Linked DNA regions of Homo sapiens: region 1 is linked to region 2. Evidence: chromatin loops called from intact Hi-C (ENCODE). Cell type or tissue: heart left ventricle. All regions are shown on one strand. Each heading gives the region's core, and the rest is flanking DNA. Links, peaks and the distances in the headings are about the cores only.

Evidence for each region. Hi-C counts contacts between places; a loop is a spot of excess contacts. Peaks named below come from ENCODE experiments on the same cell type or tissue, not always from the same donor. Only the 100,000 strongest peaks of a DNase experiment are listed, where the experiment ranks them.
Region 1: it touches region 2 in a loop (24-fold over the local background); 3 of 110 quality-filtered maps call a loop at or near these places.

The regions. Positions count from the first base shown.
Region 1 is chr2:131,355,453-131,371,729 of GRCh38, forward strand. RAB6D (RAB6D, member RAS oncogene family) reads right to left here and starts at 8,716. Exons shown (of 1, transcript NM_001077637.3): 1 at 5,040-8,716. The coding sequence starts at 8,268. The coding sequence ends at 7,504. It also overlaps the pseudogene LOC100420006, the pseudogene MTCYBP10, the pseudogene MTND6P10 and the pseudogene MTND5P23. In heart left ventricle, for the core only: no CTCF peak of the experiment used is centred there; no DNase peak of the experiment used is centred there; H3K4me3 peaks cover 320 bases; H3K27me3 peaks cover 4,960 bases.
Region 2 is chr2:130,280,505-130,296,781 of GRCh38, forward strand. It overlaps the pseudogene MTND5P29, the pseudogene MTND6P8, the pseudogene MTCYBP8 and the pseudogene RPL19P4. Among named protein-coding and RNA genes, the nearest start is that of TRE-TTC1-1, 49 kb to the right of the region's middle. In heart left ventricle, for the core only: no CTCF peak of the experiment used is centred there; DNase peaks (open chromatin) are centred at 6,867 and 8,354.

The DNA of each region.
Region 1 (16,277 bases), core at 4,878-12,877, 1.1 Mb after region 2:
TATCGTGTGACTGTTCTGAATTCCAGAACCAAGGCTAAAAGGTGGAAGTTTTGTTTGACTATTTGTGTGTCACATTTTCCTTTTGGTCTATTGTCTAACATATGCTGCTAGAATTCTTTTTACTCTGACTACCTTTTAGGTGGTTAGATGACGCTGTTATTGATGAGATCACACCCAAGCTGATCAGAGATCCGCCCAATTCTTGCACCTACAGCAAGGCCTTGGGAGAAATGGTGGTGCAGCAGGAGAGCAGAAACCTAACCATCGCCATCATAAGGCCCTCCACTGTGGGAGCGACGTGGCACGACCCTTTCCCAGTAAGCCCACTCACCTGGATTCTGTGTTTTGCTTCCAAATTAAAGTTCTTCTAGCCCAATTACTTTCTGATGTCGTTTCTCCCCCTCCTCCTCCTTCTCTTCCTTCTTCTTCTTTCTTCCTCTTCGTCTTCTTCCTCTTCCCCTTCCCCTTCTCCTCCTCCTCCTCTTCCTCCTCCTCAGGATGTATAGCTAAGTGCAGCCAATCAAGTATGAACCCATTGTACTAGGGCAAAATTCCACTTTGGGATCAGGATTTACCCAGCATGCAGCTTCTCTGGCAGTTACCCTGACTGTCCTAGAGTTGAATGGAGATCTTAAATTAGCTTCTAATTACTCTAGCCTCAAAATTCCCATGGGTGATGGTTTCATATCTTGGCTTTCCCACTATAGTTTAAACATACCGAATGTTCTTAATGGTCAAATTGGTAGTATTGCAACTGCCAGGGTAAACAAGGGTTACAAAGTGCACAGAAGGATCTCAGCTTGGGAACACTGTTTTTTCTAACCTCAGTATAGCGCTATGTCCTTTTGAAAGTACTTTGAATTATACTATCTTCTTTTTTTTATTATACTTTAAGTTCTAGGGTACATGTGCACAACGCGCAGGTTTGTTACATATGTATACATGTGCCGTGTTGGTTTGCTGCACCCATTAACTCGTCATTTACATTAGGTATTTCTCCTAATGCTATCCCTCCCCCATCCCCCCACCCCATGACAGGCCCTGGTGTGTGATGTTCCCCGCCTTGTGTCCAAGTGTTCTCATTGTTCAATTCCCAACTATAAGTGAGAACATGCGGTGTTTGGTTTTCTGTCCTTGCAGTAGGTTGCTCAGAATGATGGTTTCCAGTTTCATCCATGTCACTACAAAGGATATGAACTCATCCTTTTTTAAGGCTGCATAGTTCTCCATGGTGTATATGTGCCACATTTTCTTAATCCAGTCTATCGATAGAGATTTGAGTTGGTTCCAGGTCGTTGCTATTGTGAATAGTGCCGCAATAAACATACGTGTGCATGTGTCTTTATAGTAGCATGATTTATAATCCTTTGGGTATATACCCACTAATGGGATCACTGGATCAAATGGTATTTCTAGTTCTAGATCCTTGAGGAATCGCCACACTGTCTTCTACAGTGATTGAACTAGTTTACACACCTACCAACAGTGTAAAACGTTCCTATTTCTCCACATCCTCTCCAGCACCTGTTGTTTCCTGACTTTTTAATGATCGCCATTCTAACTGGTGTGAGATAGAATTAAACCATCTTCTTTAAAGCAAGTCTGTGAAGCTTTGGGGGCAGATAAATTCCAACTCCACCACTTACTGGCAATGCAAAATTTTTGAGTTGTCCCTTCCATAAAACAGGAGGGATACTATTTTGGAGAGCTGGTTTAATGAGACAATGTATGAGGAGTGCTCAGTCTCTAGCAAAAGGCAGGTCCTTACTACAAGGCTCATGGATATTAATCCCTTCATCTTCTCCTCCCGCCTCTCTCCTTTCCCATTATACACAGACATTTTGACTTTTACACTATAAGGTAAAGAGAAATAATAAGGTCAGCTGAATGGCTTAGGGTTTAGGAAACAAACTCAAAAAGACATTTCCCTCTAACTGTTCTTAAACATAATCTTCCCTGTAACATCTTTAAGCAAGTCAACACACACACAGACACACACACACACACACTACATATATATACACACACACACACACATATATATATATGTGTATCTGGCATGGACTCTATAGCTGGTCAAAAATGTCAAGAAATGGGCCATTACTACCAATCATGTCTCCAGTGTTCTCCTAAGGAGGCTAAAATCAGGACTGAAGTGGAGAAGTATGGTTGGTGAATTGCTTAGCAGATCATGATATAAGAACAAGGTTCAATGTAGCCTTTAAGATGTCATAAAACACCACAAAACCATTCATGACTCCTGCTATGAACAACAATCCTGGCCAAATTTTAATTCTTGCACAAAGTGCAGAAAATAGCCAATGCTTTGCCATTGATCTTTGGGATCTTAATAAGACTGAATTAGATAGTTCTATTAGCTGGAGTCTCAGTGCTCTTGTTTGAAATTCATTAAGATGAGACTGCAGATGTTCCAAAGATACAACAATCTTCTGAAATGTGTAACCAATGGAAATCTTCTTTCTTTTAGGGTTGGGTTGATAATCTAAATGGACCTAGCAGACTCATTATTGGGGTATGTTTAAGGGTGAAGAAATAACTCTCTGAAATGTAGTGGAGGAATAGTAATAAAATTCTTAGTGTTGGCTTAGCTTCACTGATCCCAAAACATAAATGTTACTTTACTAACAATTGAAGCATATTATTTCAATTATGCTAATTGTAATATAGAGACAGGAAGAAATTATTTTTATTCTTCGAGGATTTTTATCAGAAAAACCAAGGTAATGTACTATCAATTACCATTTAGGAATTCTTCTTTAAAAAACTTTTTTAAATTAAAAATATTAGTCTTAATTGAGTGTGGATAATAGAAATCCCATAATTATCTTATTTTTATTAGATACCCTCTCAAAGTAGTTTTACATTATTTTATTCTTTTGTAGTTTATAATAAATGTGTCAAAAACAATATGTACAACAGACTGATAAATGGTTCTGTTTAGCTAAGTCTACTCTAGTCTATATCATGAAAGTGTTAGGTCTAAATTTCTAAACATTATAAACAACAATTTTTTGAAGTGCTCTGATTTTCCTAACAATACAATACTCCTGACTCTCTTAAGTTTACACATGTAAATGAGAAGGAACTATATATGAAAATATCATACCTCTTCTGTAGCTATTAGAATTTTTCAGCTGAGGTTTTACATCGTCACCAATTTAGTGTCACTCCTTTGCTCTGCAAACTTCAGCTCTCAATATATAGTTAACACTTTTATTTTCTGGAGATTTTTAGACTTTAAAGAACTCATTCAAGATTGTTTAAGAAACAAAGCATGGGATGAATTGAAGACTTTCATTTTAAAAGTAAGTGCAGCAAAATTATGAAGGTTAAGCCTGATGAATATGAAAGGCAGACAGCATCAAATGCTGATGATGCTGGTAGGAATGCAAATGTTACACCACTTACGAAGACAGTTGGTCAGCTTTTTACAAAACTAAGCAAACTCTTATCATATAATCTAGCATTAATGCTTCTTAGTATTTACCTAAAGAAACTGAAAACTTGTCCACACAAAAACCTGCACAATAATGTTTATAGCAGCTTAATTCATAATTGCCAAACTTGGAAGCCAACAAGATGTCCTTCATTAGGTAAATGGATAAACTGTAATACATCCAAATAATTAAATATTATTCAGCATTAAAAAGAAATGACCTATCAAGCCATAAAAAGACATAAAGGAATCTCAAATACATGTTTCTGAGTGAAGCCAATCAGGAAATGCTACATACTGTATGACTCCAGCTACATGACATTCTGGGAAAGGCAAAACTATGGAGACAGTTAAAAAAAAATCAGTGGTTGCCAGGAGTTATGGGGGACAGAGGGATGAGCAGATGGAGTACAGAGGAATTTTAGGGCAGTGAAACTCTTCTGTATAATACTATAATTATGGATATTATGTTCAGATTTTTAAATAAATAAAACTGAAATTTAAAATAGAATAAGAGGGAATCAGGTTGATTTGTTTCAACTGAAATTCATGATCACAAAGCTCATGTCTTTATGCTTCCCAGAAAAAAATATTCCCTGCTCCATTCATTCTCATCCTTTCCCAGAGTAACAGTTCATATTTATTTTCTCTCCTTCCCATCTTCACTCTTTGCTGATAACTTTATTTTCTATTTCACTTGTAAAAAAAAGTGGTCATTTGACAAGAATTTCAAAATCTCCAGTCTCTACATCTGCTCATCTTCATATATCTATACCTACATTCTGTTATCTCTCCTTTTCATATGGGTGAACTGTCTTTGCTTCTAAATAATGTCCACCCCTCTTACTGTGACTGGGTGCTGTGTCTTGTTGTATTAGGATTCTCTAGAGGGACAGGACTAATAGGATAAATGTATATATAAAATGGGTTATTAAAGAGTGTTGACTCGCACAATCACAAGGTGAAGTTGCACGATAGGCTGTCTGCAAGCTGAGGAGGAAGAAAGCCAGTCTGAGTCCCCAAATCCCAAAAGTAGGGAAGCCACCCGTGCAGCCTTCAGTCTGTGGCTGAAGGCCTGAGAGCCCCTGGCAAACCCCTGGTGTAGGTCCAAGAGTCCAAAAGCTGAAAGAACTTGGAGTTTGACGTTTGAGGGCAGGAAGCAACCAGCACGGGAGAAAGATGGAGCCAGTCGAGCCCTTCCATATTCCTTGCCTGCTTTTATCCTAGATGCGCTGGCAGCTGATTAGAGGGTGACCACCCAGACTGAGGGTGGGTCTGCATCTCCCAGTTCACTGACTCAACTGTTAATCTCCTTTGGTGACACCCTCACAGACACACCCAGGAACAATACTTTGCATCCTTCAGTCCAATCAAGGTGACACTCAGTATTAACCATAACACCTGTTACCTACTCATGCCTGTCATTCCAGCAATTTTCTTGCTTCTTTTTCTGCATCTGAAATTTTAATTTCTCCACCAAATTCTTCACATCAAAAAACAAAAAAAGAAGTTATTTCATTTAACCTGAAAAAAACCAAAAACTCATAAAGAGCTAATGAATAAATTTATCTCAAACATTTGATAACTTTAATTATAACTTTAATATTCATAGCTTATATTTATCAATAGATTGTCTTAGGAAAAGAAAAAGACTTCCCATAAACTAGAAGAAAATGTAAAATATAACCAACATATAAACAGCAATGTGTTAAAGAATTATAAAGAATAATACAAATAACACAATTTAATGAACAAAGGATATAGACATTATACAAAATATGAAAACATGAATAGACAATATATAATGCCTAATATTGGTAATCAGGGAAATGCTATTAAACATAGCATAGCATTGTGTGTGTGGATGTGTGGATGTAAATGGCAGTAAAAGGTAAAAAGGGAAGGTGGTAAAAAGGGAGATGGTCTAATATTTTCAACATTTTTTAATTTTTGTTTTGTGTTTTATTTATATATTTTTGGCAGCAAAATTGTGTTTACTAAAAAAAAATCTGGACTATGAACACACTTCACTGCTTTGAAGAACTCCAAGCCAAATAAAAAGACCAATCAATATTAAAAGCAGTATAACTGCTTACTTTTTAAAAAATACATAAAAAGAATCAAATGCAACAGTGTAGGAAGGCAATCACCCCCATGTCAGAAGTCACAACTTCTTCCAAATAAAGAGTATGACCCATCTGCCACAGTGAATCAATATTTATTTCAGGACATGCCATGTCAAAATAAAACAGAGTCAACCCTTGCCTTTAGCAATTATATTGTATTATAAAAGCACTTTATAACTCCATCCCATCTTTAAGTGTAAGTTACTGGTATGTGGGCTAATGATTATCTGTAAGCATTTCTCTATTCAGATCCATAATCCAAGTGCTCTCTGAATATTACAAGGTGACAATAAGTGGGAAGTGGAGGAGGAAGAGGAAAGAGAGGGGACTAAGGTTCTCCCAGTTTAAGGTTTTGTTGCAATGAGGGGATGAGGAAGTATGAAGATATTTTTGTTGTCTTTTCATCTTTATACTGTGTTAAGTAACGTTTACAACATAAATTCAGCAGGCTTTTCCTGACCTATAACTCGAAGTTTTCTTCCTGCAAACAATGTATTTACAAATGTGTTTATTAGCTTACACAGCAATCTCACAATAACTAGTGAAGATTAAAAGGGCACACTCCTAGTATATTTGTTTGCAGTGTTTCAAGGGAAATACATATTGCCATGGTGAAGCTCTAAATAGATTCAACGAAACATCTAAAAATTGAAAGTTGTTAAAAAAAAAGCAAAGAAATATCACCAAAGAAAAAAGATTAATCGTAGCTTAAATATAAAACTAAATCATTAGTTAATTAAACTATACAGATCTCATACAAACGAAAACCAGCCTGAAAGACCCAACCTTAAAAAAATGCTAAAAAATAAGGCATAAATCTGCATAATATTCAGTTTTATTTCCATTCTCTCCTTTCCCTCTACTATGTATGCTTTACCTGATCTGCCTCTAGGGGCTTACAAGAAAATGGTTTCCGGTTTCCATCTTCAATTTGACCTCAAATGTCCTGAGCAAAGTTTTTGCTCTTCTGCTGAGGGTTCTTTTGTTGGTAAGCTTTAGATATCGTTATTTCTGCTAATTCAGTAGTTTTGATCGTAGTGCCAAATTTAAATTCTTCCACTGGTTCTTCTGTAAGGAATTAAACTTTTATGGTGTCTTGCCTGCATAGTATTATTTTTTAAAAAAAGAAAACCCAAGCAAAATCTATTGCTTAAAGAGGTTTCTTATTTTTTAAACAAACAGAATAACTCTTGACAATTTTAAAACCTTGGGAGAAATAGTTCATTAGAACGTCATTATCTTACCATGAAGAATTAAATACTAAAAACCTGTTCTGAAGCACTTGGTTAATTTTCTCTCCCAGAGTCTAATAAAGCACATGTGAAAGGACCATTTGTTTTAGTCAGAAATACATTTTATGTTCTGCTACTTATAAGTACTCAGTATGTTCTTTAGGACTCATTTTGAAGATGCACCAGGAGGCTTTTCTCATTCAAGCACTGCCTACCGTGATCGCTGAATTCTGACCTCAAAGAGGATCTAAGTAATTTATATCAGTGCTCAAGAATAATTCTGGACATCTTGGTCCACAGCCTACAGCAAGTGGTATCTGTAAAATTAAAGGATAATTCCAGTGGGCTTGGTCGGACTGCTGCTTTGCCATCTCTTGTTTGTTTTGAGGAAGTGGGGGGAGGCTAGGTAAGAACACGGAAATAGGGAACGGGGTAAGGGAGAGGTGAGAAGAGCAAGGAGAGATAAAGCAGGCTGTGAACATACTGCTCGTTAACCAAGCCATACTCATACTGTTGAGATTTCCATCATTTTGAAGTACATTATCATAACATTAAAAAAGAAAAAAAATGTTAAGAAAATGTATCTAATTTTTAAAGTTATCACTGGAATACGCTGAAATAGTTTGGCTTTTTGTAAAATATAAATAATGAAGACGCTGACTTTTTTTGTGCTTGTCAAGCTAATAGATCATCTCCACGAGACAGGCAGCAATGATGAATTGCAAAACGTTATTAATGAAGGGAAAAGGTTCAAGCCAATATTCACACTGCAGTCAATGAAAGAGTAAGGGGGCTTCTGAGGAAGGGTTGAAGATGACATGGGAGAGTAGCAGGAACAACCCCCTTCGCTGACTGTTTGCTCCTGAGGCTTTTCCAGTTTTATGTCACTCATGTCTTCTCTGCTTCCGTCCTGTGTGCTTTCCATTCCCGGCAAAGCTGCTGCTACACGTCGAAAGAGCTGCTTTACATTGTATCCAGCTTTTGCCCTAGTTTCAATAAACGTAACATTCAGCCCTTTGGCTTTCCTCTCTCCCTCCTCAATTGACACTTGCCTCTTGTCAGCAAGATCTGTTTTATTTCCTACTAGCGTGATGATAACATCACTTCCTCCTTCTGTTCTGACATCATCAATCCACTTTGTAGTTTGCTGGAATGAGTTAACATTTGTGATATCGTAAACTACTACAGCTGCAGCAGAATCACGGATGTACCTGGGAATGAGGCTACGGAGACGTTCCTGACCCGCCGTATCCCACAGCCGAAGCCCGATTGTTCCATCCTCCAAGTACATAGTTTTTGATAAAAAGTCAATGCCAATTATTGCCTGATAGGTGTTGTCAAAACTGTCATACCTGAATCTGGTGATCAAAGATGTCTTTGCAACGCTTTGCTCCCCCAGGAACACCAGCTTGAATTTCCTCAGCGGATTCCCGAAGTCTCCGCCCGCGGACATGGTGGAACTAGAGGAGCTGTCGCCGCCTCAGCCCAGAGACCTCCCGGACCGATGCTGCTCCAGCCGGCTGACGAAAAAGGCGAGCGGAAGGGCGGGCGCCGAGCTCTCTGCGCCCCTGCAAGGGCCGGTGGAGGAGCCCGGCTGGAGGGCAGCAGGACTCTCCACAGACTGGCAGCCGCCGCCGCCTCCCGGCAGAGTAGCCGAGCACCGAGCGAGGCCCGCGGCTGGGAAGGGAAGGAGGGCGGTGTCGGCAGGAGCCAGGGGTGTGCTTTGGCTTCCCAAGGCTAGGGCCGTTCCCTTCTTCCTCACCCGGCTCCAAGACCTGCGGGAGAAAGGCGGAGGGTGGCGGAGCCGGAACCGCAGACGTATCTGGGATCTCTCACGCGCGGCGCTTCGGCTTCCCCAGCCGCCGCCGCCGCAGCCCAACCTGCTGAGTGCGCGAGCCTCTGGCGCGGGGCGAGCCAGGGCGCCTCCACACATTTTTTTAAATACACAAAACATATGTACTAAAAACAATGGGGCGGTGAAAACAAAATATTGCAAACTAGAAAAAAGACAAAATTGACATTTTAAAGACTTTATTATGTATTATTAAATATATATTAAACAGAAATGTTATAAAATTTAGCGTCCCTATCTCCCAGTTTCTGTGAGAGGTCAGAAACTTAACTTTCCTAAGCCACAATTAAGCAAACACATCTGGCCTAATCACATGGACCAACCTGTCTCCTAACATCATGCAGGAAGTTTCAGGAGCTCCTGCAAAACTCTCCCGCCTTGCATTTGAACAGATATGTCAACTGATACAATTACACAAGAATTGTATCAAGATATTAGACTGAATCTCACAATCACACTCAGCCTGATTATTAACCCTTCTCCTGCATCTTGCTCACCTAAATGTATCTGCATTTTCTATGAAGTGAATAGCTTAGAAATGTATGTCGTCCATGTATTATAGTGTAAGTTATTGTAGTATAGAAATATGGACTTTCTTTAACTCCCATTTTCTGCCTAGGAAATACCAATTTTTTTAGTATGGCAAGTGTTTCCAAGCATTGAGAAGTGGAGAGTGTAGGATATCCACTGCAGAATGAGGTCTGCTTGTCATCCTCTTAGTCTCCACTGCTATCCCTCCCTCATCTCTCTCTGTTTCATTGATGAGTATAGAAGATCAGTCACTTTTATATGAAATGAAAATTGATGAAACTAAGGTGTTGATTTGATTATCCAACCAACCATTTATTGAGTGTTCATTATAAGTCAAATTGTGTTCTGGAGAACAGCTCAGGAAATGAATGTTTGACATCAATGTACATAACAGAAATACGAACATACCATTAAAAACTCAGACCTCTTATGACAATCCAGATTCTCATGTAAGTTTTGTGAAGCTCTTTCAAGATGACAATGTAACAATTCAAAAAAAATTATTTAAACAAGTCATTCTTGAGACAGAAAAATGGAATTACAAGATCATATATGGCTATTTCACTAGCTGAAATCTTAAGTACTGTTTTTAGTCAATTGACAGCCATATAATTCTTAGTTTTATATACTGATATTCACCAGAAATTAAAAACTTTTAAAAATATTTCTGTCTCATTCTACTAATTTTAAAATTTCATTTATTTGGTTATATTTCTTCATTTTACCTGGCCTTGAATACTTCTTTCCTGCCCAGCATTAAGTTTAATTAATGTCTAATTTGTTTACTTGGTTTAGTTACTTTTGACCATGCTTGGTACACTTGTTGTGGAGCAGGCATGTAGAAATGTTTACAGGTTTATGGTCCTCACTCTTCCAAATCCCTAACGGCGGCACCCAACAGACACATACCACAATGTAAACACATACACACACACACACCTGCACACCCATACTCACCCACCTACACACACACCCGCACACACCCATACTCACCCACCTACACACAGACACACACCGATACTCACCCACCTACACCTAGACACACCTGCACTCACCCACCCACACCCAGACTCACCCACACATACCTGTAGTCCCCAGCTACTCCCAAGGCTGAGGCGAGAGATGCTTGAATCTGGGAGACAGAAGTTGCAGTGAGCCAAGATCATGTCTCTACACTCCAGCCTGCGTGACAGAGCAAAACCCTGTCTCCAAAAAAAAAATAAATAAATAAATAAAAAATTAGACAGTTGTGGTAGCCCATGCCTGTATTCTCAGCTACTTGGGGGAGCTGAGTTGGGGGGATCACTTGAGCCCGGGAAGTCGAGGCTACAGTGAGCTGTGGTCATGCCACTGCACTCCAGCCTGGGTGACAAAGTGAGATCCCTTCTCTACAAAGAAAAAAATAAATAAAGAAGTCATCCACCATGGGCACTGAGTCTGATAACCACATACTTTCCTCAGCATAAATCTCCCAGTAGAGTTGCTTTTAGAAAATAGAAGTCATCCCAGCGCAGTGGCTCATGCTGTAATCCCAGCACTTTGGGAAGCCAAGGTGGGAGAATTGCTCGAGCCCTGGAGTTAGAGACCATCCTGGGCAACGTAGTGAGACCCCATCTCTATATACAATTTTAAAAAGTAGCTCCCTCACCCACAGCTGAGTTTTAACCCCATCCTCCCACTCCCCACCCCTCACCCCACCCTCCAGGACCAGGCCCTGTACTCACCTCTCCCTTTCTGTTCAGGGGAGCCCTGAGGGCCAGGAAGACCCTGATCCCCATTCTCTCCCTGCTCCCCCAGGGGACCCAATCAGTCCAGTGAGACCTGAGTGGCCCCTAGAGAAGGGAGCAGGTGGTCGGGGAACACAGGAGGAGTCACGTGGATGGGGGAGAAAGGCCAAGACACAGAGAATGCCCTGGGCACAGGGTCTGTGGGGGGCCCTCACTGAGCAGGGACCCCGGGGCCTGGTGGCTGGGGGCCTGGAGCAGAGCAGGCCCCTCAGAGTCCCACAGGCTTCAGGGCTGAGGGTGATGGGAGACACACCTGGCCATGTGTCTGTCACTCACCTTCTCTTCCTCAGCTCCAGCATTGCTCCCGAAGCCAGGAAGCCCTGGGGGTCCCTTTGGGGAGACAGAAGTCCCTCTCTCCAGAGAGAGGAGGAAACTCGGTTCTCCCATCGCCTCCCACTTCCTGCAGGGCCTTAGCTGGCTGCCCCAGGGCGCCCACCCTCACCCCTCACCAGCCCCATCCCAGTCACTCACCACAGGACTGGAAGGCCCAGCCTGGCCTGTGGCTCCAGGTTGGCCTTGCTGACCCTGCAGATTTGAGGGGACCCCAGGGACGGGGAGGAGCACCCCACATTGCACTCCTCCCCGGGCTTTTCACCTTCCTCCTCAAGCCCAGCCCTTGCCTGCAGTGACTCACACTGGGCCCCAGAGCCCCTCAGACCATCAGCACCAGCTGGGCCTGTGGGACTCAAGGCACCCACAGCACCTGGAGGCCCAGAAATGCACACAAGGAATGTGTCCGGAAAGGCAGTGGAGGGGATGTGAATTGGAGCAGGAGTTCAAAGTGGAAGGCGTGAGGCAGGGAGGAGGGCCCGAAGCCTGGGAGCCCCAGGGCAGTAATAACTATAGGAAACCCCTGTCCCCAGAAGGGGTCAACATGGGATACGTGGATGGGGGTGGTGGGTAGACATCTGGAGACAGAGGCACCTGAGGGGCAGAAAGGCAGAGGGGAGGCTCCAGCACCCAGGGGCAGCCTCTCTTTCACCTGGGCTTTACTCCTCATCGGCCCTGGGGACCAGGCATGCCAGTGAGACCCTGCAAATGGGACGGAGGGAGAGAACATGAGGCCTGGGCAGCCAGGCGCCACTCTTCCCCTTCCTGTGCTACACACACGCACACACACTGCACACATGCACATACTATAGACACATTGCACACACTGCACACACATGGCACACACACACAGATGCAGAGGTCCTGTTGCGAAAACGCACAGGTGTATGTGCATCTCAGGAAGAGCGAGTCACCCACACCCCACCTGGAGGCCCAGGTTAACCTGTGGCCCAGCAGAAAAGCTGGCCAGTCCCTCCACCAGTGTCCATTGATTGGTCAGTAAACATGACCACTGCTGTTGAGAACATGTTCACCAAACCTCAGGAACAACATACCCAGGACGTCACAGACTCAAACCCATGTGCTCATGCCTCCCGTTGCCATGCACACATCAGGGACAGCACAGATACCAGGCATCTCCCTGCCCGCCCCACCAGCCATTGCCCAATCTCTACCACATGGCCTAGGGACTGCCTCCCAAGGACCCAGAGCCCACCTCACTCACCCACTTGACTAGTGGCCCAGGGGTTCTATTCTCCCCAGCAGGACCAGGGAATGCCTAGGAAGAGAAGAACTGGGATGGGTGTGTGTTTGGCCTCCAGCCAAGGGACCTCTCAGGAGTGGGTATAGAAGAGGGCTAAGGGGCTGAAGGCTGGGGCTCAGTGGGGGTGGTGGGGTCACTGGTCATTCATAGATTGTCCTGGTTTGCCATCCTTGCCACAGTCACCCTTAGCACTGTCCTGGCCCTGCAGGGGTGAAGCAAGGCCAGAGGAGGCCCCAACCTGGCTGGCATCACCCCTAAAATCACCAATCTTCCCATCCCCCTGCCTGTCCTGCCATATCTCCAGCTTCCCAGTACCCAAGCCCATTAGCCACATGGAGGCTCCTCATAGAAGCCCCACCCTCTTTTCCCCTTCCCCCTCCCTAAGACACCCAAGTCACCTTCTCCAGGGGGGTCAGGGTCTCCAGGAAAATCAAGACCCTGATCCAAAGAGAGAACAAGGATCAAGGTCGCAGCCCCTTAAGCCCGCTCAACACAGACTACCACAGGCACATGCCACCCTCTCCCTCTGTACAGACAGTGCCTGCCACCTTGCCGGATCTGTCCCACAGACCCTGGCTGATGGATGAAATGAGTACTCAGACACAGGTATGCAGTGTAAGAGCAGCTAGGTGACTGCCCGGCCCCAGTGGCCAGAGAGCAGCTGTGAGAAGCTGGAGCTGCTTGCTTTTATTCAGTGCAGGCACAATGGTGAAAACCTGGAGCCAACACAACCTGTAGATAATTAACATTTATTGTTCCCCTTTCAGGGAACGTCAGGCGCACGGATGATCAAAGGTCAGTTCCTGGTTGATGTAAGTGAACAATCTTGTTTAAGAAAAATTCCCCCACACTCCCTTGTAGCTACTCCTTGCCCTCTACCTCAGGGTTATAGAACAGCTGCCTTCAGCTATTCTCCTCCTGGGGCTCTGTAGAAACTTCCGACCTTTCAGAAGGTTTGTGTCCTTTCCCTATAGTTTTTCCCACCACTCTGACCAATCCCCCACACCGCCTCCCTAGGAAGAGGGTCTCTTTTATCGGAGTGTGATGAGATTCCTGAGGGGTTATTAGACCCTGTTTCGTGAAGGAATAGAAGGTGGAGAATTGTTAGGGCTATAATGATGAAAGGTAAGATGAAATGGAAGGTGAAGAATCGTGTAAGAGTGGCTTTGTCAACTGAAAATCACCTCAGATTCACTGGGCAAGGTCAGTCCCGACATATGGAGTAGCTGATATTAGGTTTGTGGTTACTGTAGTGCCTCAGAATGGTATTTGGCCTCATGGAAGCACATAGCCTATAAACGCTGTTGCTGTGGTTGTAAGCAAGAGAATAATGCCAGTGTTTCAGGTTTCCAAATATGTGAATGAGCCATAATATAAGCCTCGGCCGACATGTAGGAAGAGGCAGATGAAGAATGTTGAAGTACCGTTAGCGTGAAAAAAGCGGGTAATTCAGCTATAGTTCACATCTCGGTTAATATAGGCGACTGAAGAGAAAGAAATTGAGGTATCTGGTGTGTAATGTATGGCCAGATATAACCCTGTGATGATCTGAAGGATTAAGCAGGTGCCAAGAAGTCAGCCCAAGTTTCATCATATAGAGATATGAGATGGAGTGGGGAGGTCGATGAGTGAATAATTAATGATTTTTATTAGTGGATTTGTTTTATGTATTATGGTCATTAGTGTTCTTATAGTTGAAATACAACAATGGTTTTTCTTATCATTAGTCATGGTTATAATCCGTGTGGGAATAATGACATATGCTTTGTTCCTATTAAGTGTTCTTTTGGTTATGGGATTTGTAGGTTTTTCTTCTAAACCTCCAATTTATGGGGTCTTAGGGTTAATTATTAGTGGTGCTATGGGTTGCGTTATTGTACTAAATTATGGTGGGGCTTTTATGGGATTAATAGTCTTTTTGATTTATTTGTAGGGGATCATGGTTGTTTTTGGCTATACTGCGGCGATGGCTATTGAGGAATATCCAGAGGAGTGAGGATCAAGCATTGAGGTTTTAGGAACGTTATTATTGGGTTTAGCAGTAGAGTTGGTGTTAACTTGATGAATAGCTGAGTATGATGGGCTGGTGGTTCTAGTTAACTTTAATAGTATGGGAAGTTGCGTAATTTTTGAGAGTGACGGGCCAGGGTTGGTTCATGAGGATTCTGTGGGTGCGGGTGCTTTCTGTAATTGTGGGTGTTGATTGGTGGTGGTTGCTGGTTGAATTGTTGGCTGGTGTTGATATTATAATTGAAGTTACTCAGGGCAACAGATTAAATACTTAAGAGTAAAGTCAAAAAGGATGGAACAAAAGAAGAGGAAATAAGATTTAATTAGGCCTTTTTGAGTAGTTATAGTAACAGAGGCTGTGATTTGGGTTTGTGAAATTGTTTTTGGTATGGACTTTTCTAGTCAAATTAGATAATAGAAGTGATGCCAGGTTTTGGCTTATAGATAGGCTTGAGTGAGGGGTTATACAGTGAATTGTGATTGAGTAAAATCCTAATATGTTAGAAAAGTTGAATATTTGTAATGGGTGTTTTATTTTAAGATTATTAATTCTAGAACTCAGTTCTATAGCCAGTAAAAGCCCTAGGATGTTTACACCTAGGGCTGCAAGTTTTAGATGAGGTGCTATTGTTGTTTGTGGGGATGAAGCAGGGGCAATGCTATTGGTAAGGAGAAACCCAGCGAAGATGCTGTCAACTATAAGGTGTTTAATTGGATTTATTAGGGAAGGAATATTTTCATTAATGTTGATTAGGGTTGGGAAGTGGGGTTGTCCTATTAGGGCAAAGGAAATAATTTGCATACTGTAGACACTTGTTAGGGAAGTGGCAATGAAAGTAATAGAGAGGGCTCAGACATTGGTATATGACGTGTTTGTGGTTTCGATGATGAGATCTTTAGAGTAAAAGCCTGTGAGGAAGGGCATACCCGTAAGTGCTAGGCTGCCAATAATAAGGGAGGAGAAAGTAAGGGGTAAAGTCTTAAATAGTCCTGTTTTTCAGATGTCTTGTTCATCGTTGAGGCTGTGGATGATAGATCCTGAACACACAAATAATATAACTTTGAAAAAGACATGGGTGCAGATGTGTAGGAATGCTAGGTGTGGTTGATTAATGCCAATTGTGGTTATTCTAAGGCCCAGTTGACTTGAGGTGGAGAATGCTACGGTTTTTTCAATATTATTTTGTGTTAAAGCACAGATTGCTGTAAAAAAGTGGTAATAGCCCCTAGACATAGTGTAAGGGTTTGGATTAACACATTATTTTCTATTAAGGGGTGGAAATGAATAAGTAGGAACACTCCTGCCACAACTATAGTGCTAGAGTGGAGTAGGGCTGAGACAGGGGCTGGGCCTTCCATGGCAGAAGGAAGTCAGGAGTGGAGGCCAAGTTGGGCTGTTTTTCCTGCTGCTGCTGCTAAGAGAAGGCCAATTAATGGAAGAAGATCGGGGGTAGGATTTAGGATAAATATTTGTTGAGGCTCTCATGTATTGGAGGATGTGAGGAATCAGGCTATAGCTAAAATGAAGCCAATATCGCCAAAGCGATTATGTAGGATCGCTTGCAGGGCTGTTGTATTAGCATCTGCTCAGCCATGTCATCAGCCAGTTAGTAGAAAAGACACAATTCCTACGCCTTCTCATCCAATAAAAAGTTGAAAAAGGTTGTTGGCGGTAACTAGAATTAATA
Region 2 (16,277 bases), core at 5,061-13,060:
CTTTAAACTCTCATTAAGCTTCAAACTAGACTACTTCTCCATAATGTTTATTCCAGTAGCACTATTTGTCACCTGATTATAGAATTCTCAATATGATATATAAAGTCAGATCCTAATTTTGATCAGTTTTTCAAATATTTACTTATTTTCCACACCACAATATTAATTCTAGTTACCGCCAACAACTTTTTCAACTTTTTGTTGGATGAGAAGGCATAGGAATTGTGTCTTTTCTACTAACTGGCTGATGACATGGCTGAGCAGATGCTAATACAACAGCCCTGCAAGTGATCCTACATAATCGCATTGGCGATATTGGCTTCATTTTAGCTATAGCATGATTCCTCACATCCTCCAATACATGAGAGCCTCAACAAATATTTATCCTAAATCCTACCCCCGATCTTCTTCCATTAATTGGCCTTCTCTTAGCAGCAGCAGGAAAAACAGCCCAACTTGGCCTCCACTCCTCACTTCCTTCCGCCATGGAAGGCCCAGCCCCTGTCTCAGCCCTACTCCACTCTAGTAATATAGCTGTGGCAGGGGTTTTCCTACTTCTTCGTTTCTACTCCTTAATAGAAAATAATGTGTTAATCCAAACCCTTACACTATGTCTAGGAGCTATTACCACTTTTTTACAGCAATCTGTGCTTTAACACAAAATGATATTGAAAAAATCGTAGCACTCTCCACCTCAAGTCAACTAGGCCTTAGAATAACCACAATTGGCATTAATCAACCACACCTAGCATTCCTACACATCTGCACCCACGCCTTTTTCAAAGTTATATTATTTATGTGTTCAGGATCCATCATCCACAGCCTCAACGATGAACAAGACATCTGAAAAACAGGACTATTTAAGACTTTACCCCTTACTTTCTCCTCCCTTATTATTGGCAGCCTAGCACTTATGGGTATGCCCTTCCTCACAGGCTTTTACTCTAAAGATCTCATCATCGAAACTGCAAACACGTCATATACCAACGCCTGAGCCCTCTCTTATTATTTTCATTGCCACTTCCCTAACAAGCGTCTATAGTATCCAGATTATCTTCTTCGCCCTAATAGGACAACCCCACTTCCCAACCCTAATCAACATTAATGAAAATATTCCTTCCCTAATAAATCCAATTAAACACCTTATAGTTGACAGCATCTTCGCTGGGTTTCTCCTCACCAATAGCATTGTCCCTGCTTCATCCCTACAAACAACAATAGCACCTCATCTAAAACTTGCAGCCCTAGGTGTAAACATCCTAGGGCTTTTACTGGCTATAGAACTGAGTTCTATAACTAATAATCTTACAATAAAACACCCATTACAAATATTCAACTTTTCTAACATATTAGGATTTTACTCAATCACAATTCACTGTATAACCCCTCACTCAAGCCTATCTACAAGCCAAAACCTGGCATCACTTCTATTAGATCTAATTTGACTAGAAAAGTCCATACCAAAAACAACTTCACAAACCCAAATCACAGCCTCCGTTACTATAAGTACTCAAAAAGGCCTATTTAAATCTTATTTCCTCTTTTTTTATTCCATCCTTTTTGACTTTACTCTTAAGTATTTAATCTGTTGCCCTGAGTAATTTCAATTATAACATCAACACCAGCCAACAATGTTCAACCAGCAACCACCACCAATCAACACTCATAATTATAGAAAGCACCCGCACCCACAGAATCTTCACGAACCAACCCTGGCCCCTCACCCTCAAAAATTATTCAACTTCCCATACTATTAAAATTAACTACAATCACCAGTCCATCATACTCACTCATCAACTTAACACCAACTCTACTGCTAAACCCAATAATAACGTTTCTAAAACCACAATGCTTGATCCTCACTCCTCTGGATATTCCTTAATAGCCACCACCGCAGTATAGCCAAAAACAACCATCATCCCCTACAAGTAAATCAAAAAGACTATTAATCCCATAAAAGCCCCACCATAATTTAGTACAATAACGCAACCCATAGCACCACTAATAATTAACCCTAAGACCCCATAAATTGGAGGTTTAGAAGAAAAACCTACAAATCCCATAACCAAAAGAACACTTAATCAGAACAAAGCGTATGTCATTATTCCCACATGGATTATAACCATGACTAATGATAAGAAAAACCATTGTCATATTTCAACTATAAGAACACTAATGACCATAATACGTAAAACAAATCCACTAATAAAAATCATTAATTATTCACTCATCGACCTCCCCACTCCATCTCATATCTCTATATGATGAAACTTGGGCTGACTTCTTGGCACCTGCTTAATCCTTCAGATCATCACAGGGTTATATCTGGCCATACATTACACACCAGATACCTCAATTTCTTTCTCTTCAGTCGCCTATATTAACCGAGATGTGAACTACAGCTGAATTACCCGCTTTTTTCACGCTAACGGTACTTCAACATTCTTCATCTGCCTCTTCCTACATGTCGGCCGAGGCTTATATTATGGCTCATTCACATATTTGGAAACCTGAAACACTGGCATTATTCTCTTGCTTACAACCACAGCAACAGCGTTTATAGGCTATGTGCTTCCATGAGGCCAAATATCACTCTGAGGCGCCACAGTAACCACAAACCTAATATCAGCTACTCCATATGTCGGGACTGACCTTGCCCAGTGAATCTGAGGTGATTTTCAGTTGACAAAGCCACTCTTACACGATTCTTCACCTTCCATTTCATCTTACCTTTCATCATTATAGCCCTAACAATTCTCCACCACCTATTCCTTCACGAAACAGGGTCTAATAACCCCTCAGGAAATCTCATCACACTCCGATAAAAGAGACCCTCTTCCTAGGGAGGCGGTGTGGGGGATTGGTCAGAGTGGTGGGAAAAACTATAGGGAAAGGACACAAACCTTCTGAAAGGTCGGAAGTTTCTACAGAGCCCCAGGAGGAGAATAGCTGAAGGCAGCTGTTCTATAACCCTGAGGTAGAGGGCAAGGAGTAGCTACAAGGGAGTGTGGGGGAATTTTTCTTAAACAAGATTGTTCACTTACATCAACCAGGAACTGACCTTTGATCATCCGTGCGCCTGACGTTCCCTGAAAGGGGAACAATAAATGTTAATTACCTACAGGTTGTGTCGGCTCCAGGTTTTCACCATTGTGCCTGCACTGAATAAAAGCAAGCAGCTCCAGCTTCTCACAGCTGCTCTCTGGCCACTGGGGCTGGGCAGTCACCTAGCTGCCTTACACTGCATACCTGTGTCTGAGTACTCATTTCATCCATCAGCCAGGGTCTGTGGGACAGATCCGGCAAGGTGGCAGGCACTGTCTGTACAGAGGGAGAGGGTGGCATGTGCCTGTGGTAGTCTGTGTTGAGCGGGCTTAAGGGGCTGTGACCTTGATCCTTGTTCTCTCTTTGGATCAGGGTCTTGATTTTCCTGGAGACCCTGACCCCCCTGGAGAAGGTGACTTGGGTGTCTTAGGGAGGGGGAAGGGGAAAAGAGGGTGGGGCTTCTATGAGGAGCCTCCATGTGGCTAATGGGCTTGGGTACTGGGAAGCTGGAGATATGGCAGGACAGGCAGGGGGATGGGAGGATTGGCAGTTTTAGGGGTGATGCCAGCCAGGTTGGGGCCTCCTCTGGCCTTGCTTCACCCCTGCAGGGCCAGGACAGTGCTAAGGGTGACTGTGGCAAGGATGGCGAACCAGGACAATCTGTGAATGACCAGTGACCCCACCACCCCCACTGAGCCCCAGCCTTCAGCCCCTTAGCCCTCTTCTATACCCACGCCTGAGAGGTCCCTTGGCTGGAGGCCAAACACACACCCATCCCAGTTCTTCTCTTCCTAGGCATTCCCTGGTCCCACTGGGGAGAACAGACCCCCTGGGCCACTAGTCAAGTGGGTGAGTGAGGTGGGCTCTGGGACCCTGGGAGGCAGTCCCTGGGCCATGTGGTAGAGATTGGGCAATGGCTGGTGGGGCGGGCAGGGAGATGCCTGCTATCTGTGCTGTCCCTGATGTGTGCATGGGGCGGGGGGGCATGAGCACACGGGTTTATGAGTCTGTGACCTCCTGGGTATGTTGTTCCTGAGGTTTGGTGAACATGTTCTCAACAGCGGTGGTCATGTTTACTGACCAATCAATGGACACTGGTGGAGGGACGGGCCAGCTTTTCTGCTGGGCCAGAGGTTAACCTGGGCCACCAGGTGGGGTGTGGGCGACTGGCTCTTCCCCAAATGCACAGACGCCTCTGCATTTTCACAACAGGACCTCTGCATCTGTGTGTGTGTGCCATGTGTGTGCAATGTGTCTATAGTATGTGCATGTGTGCAGTGTGTGTGTGTGTGTGTGTGTGTGTGTAGCACAGAAAGGGGAAGACTGGCGCCTGGCTGCCTAGGCCTCATGTTCTCTCCCTTCCCGTCCCATTTGCAGGGTCTCACTGGCATGCCTGGTCCCCAGAGCCAATGAGGAGTAAAGCCCAGGTGAAAGAGAGGCTGCCCCTGGGTGCTGGAGCCTCCCCTCTGCCTTCCTGCCCCTCAGGTGCCTCGTCTCCAGATGTCTACCCACCCCCATCCATGTATCCCATGTTGACCCCTCCTGGGGATGGGGTTTCCTATAGTTATTGCTGCTCTGGGGCTCCCAGGCTTCGGGCCCTCCTCCCTGCCTCACCCCTTCCACTTTGAACCCCTGCTCCAATTCACATCCCCTCTGCTGCCTTTCAGGACACGTTCCTTGTGTGCATTTCAGGGCCTCCAGGTGCTGTGGGTGCCTTGGGTCCCACAGGCCCAGCTGGTGCTGATGGTCTGAGGGGCTCTGGGGTTCAGTGTGAGTCACTGCAGGCGAGGGCTGGGCTTGGGGAGGAGGGTGAAAAGCCCGGAGAGGAGTGCAATGTGGGGTGCTCCTCCTCATCCCTGGGGTCCCCTCAAATCTGCAGGGTCAGCAAGGCCGACCTGGAGCCACAGGCCAAGCTGGGCCTTCCAGTCCTGTGGTGAGTGACTGGGATGGGGCTGGTGAGGGGTGAGGGTGGGCGCCCTGAGGCAGCCAGCTAAGACCCTGCAGGAAGTGGGAGGCGATGGGAGAACCGAGTTACCGCCTCTCTCTGGAGAGAGGGACTTCCTGTCTCCCCAAAGGGACCCCCAGGGCTTCCTGGCTTTGGGAGCGATGCTGGAGCCGAGGAAGAGGTGAGTGACAAACACATGGCCAGGTGTGTCTCCCATCACCCTCAGCCCTGAAGCCTGTGGGACTCTGAGGGGCCTGCTCTGCTCCAGGCCCCCAGCCGCCAGGCCCCGGGGTCCCTGCTCAGTGAGGGCCACCCACAGACCCTGTGCCCAGGGCATTCTCTGTGTCTTGGCCTTTCTCCCCCATCCATGTGACTCCTCCTGTGTTCCCCGACCACCTGCTCCCTTCTCTAGGGGCCGCTCAGGTCTCACTGGACTGATTGGGCCCCCTGGAGGAGCAGGGAGAGAATGGGGATCAGGGTCTTCCTGGCCCTCAGGGCTCCCCTGAACAGAAAGGGAGAGGTGAGTACAGGGCCTGGTCCTGGAGGGTGGGGGGAGGGGTGGGGAGTGGGAGGATGGGGTTAAAACTCAGCTGTGGGTGAGGGAGCAGATGCTCTGGAGTTTGGGGGGAGGAGGGCCCAGTTGAGCCAGGTCCTTCCCTAGGGTACCCCAGGAGCATCCACCCCATTGGTCCTGGAGACTCCCTGGCCTCCCCGTGAGCACTGCTTCTGTTCCTGCACTAAATCCTGAACCCCACTGTTGCCTCCCTTGACTTCCAGTGTAACACGCCAAGTCCTCAGGGTCCCCATTTGTCCTCATGCCTCCAGTGCTTCCTCCCCACACTTCCAGAGCTCCAATGTCCCCAGATTTCCTCAGGCCTGCCCCTCCTGTGTAGGAACTCGAGGCTGCTGTGGACTTGGGACCTGGCCTCTGCACTCCTGAATCCTGTCTTTCCCCTGCCGTGACTGGCTCTTTCTTGTTCTTTGTGTCACAGGGACACTGGCTCAAAAGGAGCCAAAGGAGGCGCAGTGAGTGACCCCTGTTGGACTGGACACTGTCTCTTCAAGGCAAACAGACTCCCCCCAGGGAGCCCCTGATTCCCAACCAGGAGACTGACTTCACCCTTCTGTGACCTTAATCCCATGTGTGACATCTTGACCTCTCCATGACCTCATTTGTCCTCGCCCGACAGGAGAGGACCACAGCCCCAACCAGGGCTGTGCTTGGGAGGCCTTCTGGATTTTCTGCCACTTGGCAGCAACAGGGGAAGCTTGTGGGACCCCCTGGGATGATGCCACAGAGGTGCGAGCTGGTCTCTGGCTGCCCGTCCCTGCCCATAGTGCACCCCCTCAGGGCCCAGTGGTTTGGCGGTTGTGGAAATGGAGAGAAGCCTTTTGGAATTCATACTGGAGAAGGGATAAACAGGACTCAGTCATGGGTCGTTTAGGACACTGGGAGATACAGGATGAAGAAACTCTCCCAGAGTCTCAGACTAATTCATAAATTAAAATACAGGCTCCAGCTCTGGCACTGTGGCTCATGCCTGGAATCCACGTGCTTTGGGAAGCTGAGGCAGGAGGACAGCTTGAGACCAGAGTTGGAGGCCAGCCTGCGGACACAGCCAGGAAAAGAAAGTGGCTGCCAGAAGGTGCCCGACCGCCAGGCCCGAGGCACCCTGGAGGGATCCGCGGGGAGGGACCCGCAGACCGAGGAAGGCATGCAGCTGCCCCACAGGTGGCCCGGCCTCTTCCTGGCCCCCTCACGTACATGTGCAGAGACCGTTCCTTGTCTTCGGAAGGTGAACTTGGAACAATTCCCACGGGACACTGCGAATGACGGCGGCTGGGCTTGGGCTCCCCTCTCCGTCCTCAGAGCATGGCCAGGCCCATGGCTGCTGCTCTTTGCCCGAGAGCATGGGAGATTGCCCCAGGGGGCGCGCCCGGCAGGGCCCTGCTGTGCTACCTGGAACCAAGAGGCCTGGCCGCAGTCTCTGACCCCACTCCCGCAGGGGACTGCGCAGGACACAGATGCCGAGGCCGGCGTGGTGGCTACGCCTGTGGTCCCAGCTGCTCGGGTGAGGCGAGAGGAGCGCAGGAGCCTGGGAGGCCGAGGCTGCAGTGAGCCGAGAGGGCCACTGAGCCCCAGCCTCAGCGACACAGCTAGACCCTGTCAAGGAAAGGGGAAGGAAGGAAAGGGAAAGCAAAGAAAAGAAAACAAAAAAGCAGAAGCAAACGGGCAAGAGGCCAGCGTGTGGTCCCGGGCTGGCCTCAGTAGTAAAGATGCTCGGAGGATTGATTGATTTGCCGGATTCTGCGCGGTTTCCCAGCCTGTGCCTGGTTGCAGTGCCCTCCCTGTGGTCGCTGGCTGCCCGGACCCATACCCAGCCCCACGCCTGCCCTGCCCTCTTCCCAGCCAGAGTCACGTGAAAAGACCCGTGGAGGTACAGGAGGGCGGCCCTGTATCTGTCTCATCCCCCAAATACCTTGTCACTAGGACCACGTTGCCTGAGATGCCCATTCCATCTCTGTCCTTAAAGGCGTCACTTTTTTTTTTTTTTTTTGAGACGGAGTCTTGCTCTGTCTCCAGGCTGCAGTGCAGTGGCGCCATCTCGGCTCACTGCAACCTCCGCCTCCTGGGTTCAAGCGATTCCATTGCCTCAACCTCCCGAGTAGGTAGGACTACAGGTGTGTGCCACCTCGCCCAGCTAATTTTTTGAATTTTTAAGTACAGAGGGGGTTTCATCATGTTGGCCAGGATTGTCTCCATATCCTGACCTCGTGATCCACCCGTCTCAGCCTCCCAAAGTGTTAGGATTACAGGCGTGAGCCACTCGCCAGGCCAAGGCTTCACCTTTTAACAGGTCCTACTGGAAGCATGTTCAGGACTTTCATGTGGTCCTAAACTTCGTGAGGGAGAGTGAGAAACTGCCCCCCATCGCAGTGATGAGATTACCGCGTGGAGGTGACTTGGAGGTCCGCCCGCGCCCTGGGATGGAGCCTCGGCCAAGCTCCCGGGAAAGTACTTAAAAAGGCCACTAGCAAGCGCGCGATGAACGGCGCAAACACCTACGGGACGGCTCGAGATCGCAGGCTGGCGAGGGCCATCGCAGCTGCCACCCGCACGCCCGACACCGTCCGGGTCCACCTGGGATCGCCGTCCCGGCCCGGGTGGGCGGAGGGGCCCCGACACCACCCCAGAGCCCCAGCTTTGGAGCTCCCCAACGCCACAGCCAGGCACAGTGCGACCCCGGCAGCAGAGGGGGCACTTGGACCATTTGTTCATAGTCTGGGACCTCCGGTCCCACGAGAGCAGCTGCGAGAAGGCGACCGACTCCTCCTGCAGCTCCGGGGCCGCGCCTGCGGGGTCGCAGCTCCGGAGAGGACAGGGCCTTGCTCCAGGCGAGGAGGCCGGGGGCGCCTGGCCAGGACTTGCCCAACGGGTTCCTGGCAGGCATGGACCTGAAACCTGAAACCAAGAAAGGACTGCGAGAGAAAGTGGATGAGTCCCTTTTAACGCCACCATTTCCGAGTGCAGTTCTTTCTAAACCTTAAAACAAAGCCCAGAAGCCATCAAGGACATGGCTGAGAAGCTAACCACGGCATTCACACCAAATTTATCTTCTGCAGTGCGACCAAGCCAAAGGACAACAAATGGGTGTGGGCCGCAGTTGTGCAAATATTTGTATAAGAGCATCGATTTCAGGTGGGCTCAGTGGCTGCGCCTGTAATCCCAGTGCCTTGGGAGGCCGAGGCAGGAGGATCGCTTGAGGCCAGGAGTTGGAGACCAGCCTCAGCAACACAGTGAGATCCCATCTCTTAAAAAAAAAAGAAAGAATGTCGATTTCAGCATTACTTACCATAATAACAAAAAAAGAAAGAAAGAAGAAATAATAGGCATTAAGAGGGACCTACTTAAATAAATCCTAGTACATCCATACAACACAATACTATGAATTTATGGAGTTTTTAAAATAAGGTAAATGTTGATGAACTGTTAAATGAAATACTCTTTCGCCTCACTCATACAAACTAACTGCAAATGGGTCACACACTTAAATGTAAAACATGAAACTATAAAACTTTAAGGGAGAAATTCTAAAAGAAAAATGGGGGACCTAGAGCTGGATAAATATTTTAGGCTTGATACCAAAAGCATGACCCATAAAAATTTGGATAAATCAGAGTTCATCAAAACTTAAAACCTAGGTTCTGTGAAAGACTATCTTAAGAGGATTAAATGATAAAATACAAACCAGTAGAAAAGACAGACATTCCTGGGCGACATTTCAGGTTCTGTTCCAGACTACCACAATAAAAGCAAATAGGGAAATAAAGCCAGTTACACAAGCTTTTTGGTTTTCCAGTGCATACAAAAGTGGAGTTTACATATATTATAGTCTATTAAGTGTGCAATAGCATTGCCTCTAAAACAATGTACATTCCTTAATTTTAAAATACCTTATTGCTAGCCAGGTGCCATGACTCATGCCTGTAAATGTCACTTTGAGGGTTGAAGTGGGAGGATCACTTGAGCCTAGGAGTTCAAGACAGCTTGGGCAACATTGTGAGACCAAATCTCTACCAAAGAAAAGTTTCTTAAATTAGCTGAGCATGGTGGCACACGCCTGTAGTCCCAGCTACTCAAGAGGCTGAGGTGTGAGGATCACATTAGCCTAGGAGTTAGAGGCTGGTGTGATCTATGATTGAGCCACTGCACTACGGCCTGGGTGACAGAGCGAGACTCCATCTCAAAAAAAAAAAAAAAAAAAAAAAAAAAACACTAAATAAATATTGCTTAAAAATGCTATAGAAGATCTGAGCCTTCAGTGAGTCCTACATAATCTCTTTGCTTCCTTGATGCTGATGACTGCTGATTGATCAGGGTGGTGGTTCCTGAGTGACCAGCAATTTCTGAAAACAAGATTCATCAATTAAGTTTGCCACATTGAAGAACTATTCCTTTCACAAAAGACTTCTCTGCAGCATGCAGTGTTGTTTGATATTTTACCCACAGTAGAACTACTTTCAAAATCATCTCAAACCCTGCTGTGGCTTTGTCAAGTTTCTGTGCTATTCGGAGTCCTTTTTGTCATTTCAACCATGTGCATAGCATCTTCACCAGGAGTAGATTCCTTCTGAAGAAGTCACTTTCTTTCCTCATCCATAAGAAGCAACTCATCTATGCAAGTTTGATGCTGAGACTGCAGCAATTCAGTCCCATCTTCAGGCCTCACTTCTTCTTCTTCTTTTTTTTTTTTTTTTGAGATGGTGTCTTGCTCTGTCGCCCAGGCTGGAGTGCAGTGGCACAATTACGGCTCACTGCAACCTCCGCCTCTCAGGTTCAAGCGATTCTCCTGCCTCAGCCTCCTGGGTAGCTGGGACTACAGGTGTGTGCCACCATACCTGGCTAATTTTTTTTCAGTAGAGACAGGGTTTCACCGTGTTAGCCAGGATGGTCTCGATCTCCTGATCTCGTGATCCACCCACCTCGGCCTCTCAAAGTGCTGGGATTACAGGCCTGAGCCACCGCACCTGGCCACCTCACTTCTAATTCTAGTTCTCTTCCTATTTCCACCACATCCACAGTTACTTCCTCCACTGAAGTCCTGAACCTCTCAAAGTCACCCATGAGGGTTGGAATCCACTTCTTCCAAACTCCTGTGCATGTGGATATTTTGACCTCATCCCATGGATCACACATGTTCTAGATGTCTAACTACACCTAGAATGGTGATTCTTTTCTAGGTTTTGAATTTACTCTGCCCAGACCCATCAGAGGAATCACTATCTGTGGCAGCTATAGTCTTACAAAATGTATTTCTTAATAAGAATTCAAAGTCAGAATTACTCCTTGACCCATGGGCTACAGAATGGATGTTGTGTAAGCAGACATGTAAACAACATTCATCTCCTTGCACATCTCCATCAGAGCTCTTGGGTGACCAGGTGCATTGCCAATAAGCAGTAATATTCTGAAAGGAAGCTTTATTCCCGAGCAGGTCTCACAGTGGGCTTAAAGTGTTCAGCATATCATGCTGTAAGTAGATGTGCTGCCATCCAGGCTTTGATTTTCCATTTGTAGAGCACAGGAAGAGTGGGTTTAGCATAATTTTTAAGGCCCTGGGGTTTTTGCAGTGGTAAATGAGCACTAACTTCCACTTCAAGTCACTGGCTGCATTAGCCCCTAACAAGAGTCAGCCTGTCCTTTGAAGCTTTGAAGCCAAGGCATTTACTTTGGTTCTTTATCTATGAAAGATCTGGATGGCATCTTACCCAGTAGAAGACTGTTTCATCTGCATTGAAAATCTGTTGTTTAGTGTAGCTGCCTTCATCAAAGATCTGAACTAGGTCTTCTGGATAATTTACCACAGCTTCTCCATTGGCACTCGCTGCTTCACCCTGCACTCTTATGTTATGGAGATGGCTTCTTTCCCCCTTAAACTTCATGAGCCAACCTCTGCTAAGCTTCAAACTTCTATTCTGCAGCTTTCTAGCCTCTCTCAGCCTTCATGAAATTGAAAAGCCTTATGACCTTGCTCTGGATTAGGCTTTGGCATAAGGGAATATTGGGGCTGGTTTGATCTATCCAGACCACTCAAACTTTCTCCATATGAGCAATAAGGCTGTTTTTTCTTCCTCTTTTTTTTTTTTGTTTTTTTTTTTTGAGATGGGGTCTTCCTCTGTTGCCCAGGCTGGAGTGCAGTGGCACGATCTTTACTCACTGAGGTCTTGACCTCCCAGGCTCAAGCAATCCTCCCACCTCAGCCTCCCGAGTAGCTGGGACTACAGGCATGTGCCACCATGCCCAGCTAATTTTTTTATTTTTTGTAGAGACAGGGTTTCACCATGTTGCCCCCAGGCTGATCTGGCCAAACTCCTGGGCTCAAGAGATCTGTTCACCTTGGCTTCCCAAAGTGCTGGAATTACAGGCGTGAGCCACTGCACCCAGCCTGTTTTGCTTTCTTATCATTTGTGGGTTCACTGGCTTAGCACTTTTAATTTCCTTCAAGAACTTTTCCTTTGTATTCACAACTGGCTAGCTGTTTCGTGCAAAAGGCCTAGCGTGCTGGTCTGAGCTTTCCACATGCTTTCCTCGGTAGCTGAGTTTGGGATTTAAAGTGAGAGATGTGCAACTCCTCCTTTCACTTGAACACTTACGAGCCCATAGCAGGCTTACAGATTATTGTATTTTCAATATTGTTGGGTCTCAGGGAATAGGGAGGTCTGAGGAGAGAGATACAGACAGCTGGATAAACAGCTGGCTGGTGCAGCAGTCAGAGCACACACACCATGTATGGATTAGGTTCACCGTCTTATGTGGGTGCTGTTCATGGTGCCCCAAACCAATGACAATGATAGCGTCAAAGATCACTGATCACAGATCACCATAACAGATATAGTAATAATTCAAATGTTTGAAATATGGCGAGAATTACCAAAATGTGACACAGAGACCCAAAGTGAGCACATGCTATTGGAAAAATGGCAGTCTTTTTGGATGCAGTTTTGCCATAAACCTTCAATTTGTAAAAAAAAAAGAAAGAAAGAAAGAAAAAAGAAGAAAAGAGCAATATCTGCAAAATATGATAAAAATAAAGCAATAAAGTAAAGTGCAATAAAATTAGTCTGCCTGGATTTGCAAATTCTGTCTCCAACCAGTGCTGGGATCCATAATATGCAAAGAACCCTCAAAATTAAACATTCTGTGAGTATCAAATTCGAGAATTTGGTATAAAAATGCATCTACTTCTAAAAGTGAAAACTACAACAAAAAGAAGGAGTTGCTTTGCTTAGAAACTTTTGAAGCGCACTGCATTATTTTTATTTATCCGCATGATTGCCAGGTAATCTGCATATCAAAATAAGAGGTTTCAGATGCCATAAAATTAATTACCATTGAATTTCTGACAGAGGAGATTTGGGAGAATATAGGCAACATTAAATATAAGAGGAAGTTTGATAAGTTTAAGAACTATGACCACAAAAGCTTTTTGGATGTGGCAACTTTCAATTAGAACTGATTGAAAGTGAATAAACTTTGAGAAGATTTTCTACCACTCTGTGGGTTGTCTGTTTACTCTGCTGATTGTTTCTTTTGCTGTGCAGAAGCTTTTTAGTTAAGTCCCATCTATTTATCTTTTTGTTGCATTTGCTTTTGGGTTCTTGGTCATGAAGTGTTTGCATAAGCCAGTCATCTAGCAGGGTTTTTCTGATGTTATCATCTAGAATTTTTATGGTTTCAGGTCTTAGATTTAAGTCTTTGATCCATCTTGACTTGATTTTTATATAAGATGACAGAGCTCTTTCCTTCTGCTGCTGCGGCTGCAGCCATGAGTACTGCTCAGGCTTCAGAAGAGGCTCGCCTCTAGTGTCCTCCACTGTGGCAAGAAGGAGGTCTAGTTGGACCCCATTGAGACCAATGAAATTGCTAATGCCAACTCTCATCAGCAGATCCAGAAGCTGATCAAAGATGGGCTGATCATCCACAAGCCTGTGATTGTCCATTCCCAGGCTCAATGCTGGAAAAACACCTTGGCCTGCCGGAAGGGCAGGCACATGGGCATAGGTAAGCAGAAGCGTACAGCCAATGCCCAAATACCAGAGAAGGTCACATGGATGAGGAAAATACTGCACCGGCTGCTCAGAAGATACCGTGAATCGAAGAAGATTGATGGCCACATGTATCACAGCCTGTACCTGAAGGTAAAGGGGAATGTATTCAAAAACAAGTGGATTGTCATGGAACACATCAACAAGCTGAAGGCAGACAAGGCCCACAAGAAGCTCCTGGCTGACCAGGCTGAGGCCCCCAGGTCTAAGACCTAGGAGGCACGCAAGCACCTTGAAGAGTGCCTCCAGGCCAAGAAGGAAGAGATCATCAAGACTGCCCAAAGAGGAAGAGACCAAGAAATAAAAGCTCCCCCTTTGTCTGTACATACTGCCCTCTGTGATTACATAGATCAGCCATTAAAATAAAACAAGCCTTAAAAAAAAAAAGATGAGAGATGAGGATCTAGTTTCATTCTTCTGCATGTGGCTTGCCAATTGTCCCAGGACCATCTGTTGAACAGGGTGTCCTTTCCCCATGTTATGTTTTTGTTTGCTTTGTCTAAGATCAGTTGGCTGTAAGTATTTGGTTATATTTCTGGGTTCTGTATTCTTTCCATTGATCTATGAGCCTATTTTCATATCAGTACCATGCTGTTTTGATGACCATGGCCTTATAGCAGAGTTTGAAGTTGGGTAATGTGATGTTCCAGATTTGTTCTTTTTGCATAGTCTTGCTTTGGCTATGTGGGCTCTTTCTTGGTTTCCTGTGAATTTTAGGATTGTTTTCTCTAGCTCTGTGATGAATGATGGTGGTATTTTGATGAGAATTGTGCTGAATTTGTACATTGTTTTTGGCGGTATGGTCCTTTTCACCATATTGATTCTACCCACCCATGAGCATGGGATGTGTTTCCATTTGTTTGTGTCATCTATAATTTCTTTCAGAAGTGTTTTGTAGTTTTCCTTGTAGAGGTCTTTCATGTCCTTGTTTAGGTATAAACCTAAGAGGGTTTGTGTGTGTGTGTGTGGTTTTTTTTGCAGCTATTGTAAAAGGGGTTGAGTTCTTGATTTGATTCTCAGCTTGGTCTCTGTTGGTATATAGCAGAGCTACTGATTTCTGTACATTAATTTTGTATCCTGAAACTTTGTTGAATTCATTTATACATCTGACAAAGGACTAATATCCAGAATCTACAAAGAACTCAAACAAATCCGCCAAAAGAAAACAAACACTCCCATCAAGAAGTGAGCAAAGGACATGAACAGACAATTCTCAAAAGATACACAAATGGCCAACAAACATAAGGAAAAATGCTCAACATCACTAATGATCAGGGAAATGCAAATCAAAACCACAATGTGATACCACCTTACTCCTGCAAGAATGGCCATAATAATAAAAAATAGATGTTGACATGCATATTGTGAAAAGGGAACACTTAAGGCATGAGGCATGAGATATAATGGACTTTGGAGACTTGGGGGAAAGTGGGGAGGGGAGTGAGGAATAAAAGACTACACATTGGGTACAGTGCATACTGTTTGGGTAATAGGTGCACCAAAAGCTCAGAAATCACTACTAAACAACTTATTTATGTCATCGAATACCACCTGTTCCCCAAAAACCAATCGGAATAAAAATATAAACAAAAACAAAAAAAGAAAGTGAATAAACTACCATGAATAAAGCTAATAATTAAAGTTATTTTAATTATCCATCTAGAGGACTTATTGGCTAGTGTTACCTTCCAACAGCTATGGTTATGTGCCACAGTTTGTAACAATGGGATATGAGTGGAAATGATCACTGACTTTACTAAATCTTGGCCTTAAAACATGCACTTCATCTTCTACCCCCTTCCCCTTCCCGTTGCAAAGTCATGGTGATAAACCAGGTTTGTTCATGCAGATGACAATACTTTTGGAAATGATGGCAGAGAAATAAAATGAAAAGAATATTGTTGTGGGAGAATGATGGCTGGTGGTGTAGGGGTAAAAGAATTTACAAAGAGAGTTGTAGGTAAAGAAAGGCAGATTTATTAGAGAAAGTAGAAAAATATGTTACCAGGGAGACAATGGGCAAGTCAGCAGAAGCTCACTGCAAGGAAACAAAAGCTTGCCAGAGATTTTATAGCACGGTGTTCATGCTGTCTATTGAAGAAGGCTTTGTGTAGAAGGTTGCAGTGAGCTAACTTGCAGGTGTCTGGTGATAGCTGGGCACAGGAAGACAGTGAGCTACTTGTGCAGGACAGCTATGAGTCCTGGACCATGAAGAAAGGCAGATTTGTGGCTTATCTGCTTTCTCTTTTTGCTTTCCCTTGCTCCTACCAGCCTGACTTCTTTTCCCCAATCAGGACTCCGCAAATATAGTTCACTTAATGATCACGTAAATTGGAGTTTATTACCCATGTGACTTTTGCATATATCCAGACTAATATGTGACAATATATATTTCTACTTTGTCTGTGCCACAGTATTTGTATATCTTTAGTTGTCTGATCTACAGTATTGTATGTCTTGTTATGGAACAACTTATACTAGTATAGAATTATTAGCTGTGTTTTAAAATTTTTTTGTAGACATGTTGTGTGTTCTCACATCCAATAGAAGTGTGTAACAGGTTATCTTCTACCCATTTTTCTCAATATCTGTGTCATTTCAAAATCCATCAATTGTGGAGGCAAAAGGAACATACTTATCTTTTTTGTAATAATGAGGTTAAGTATATTTTTATTTTTGT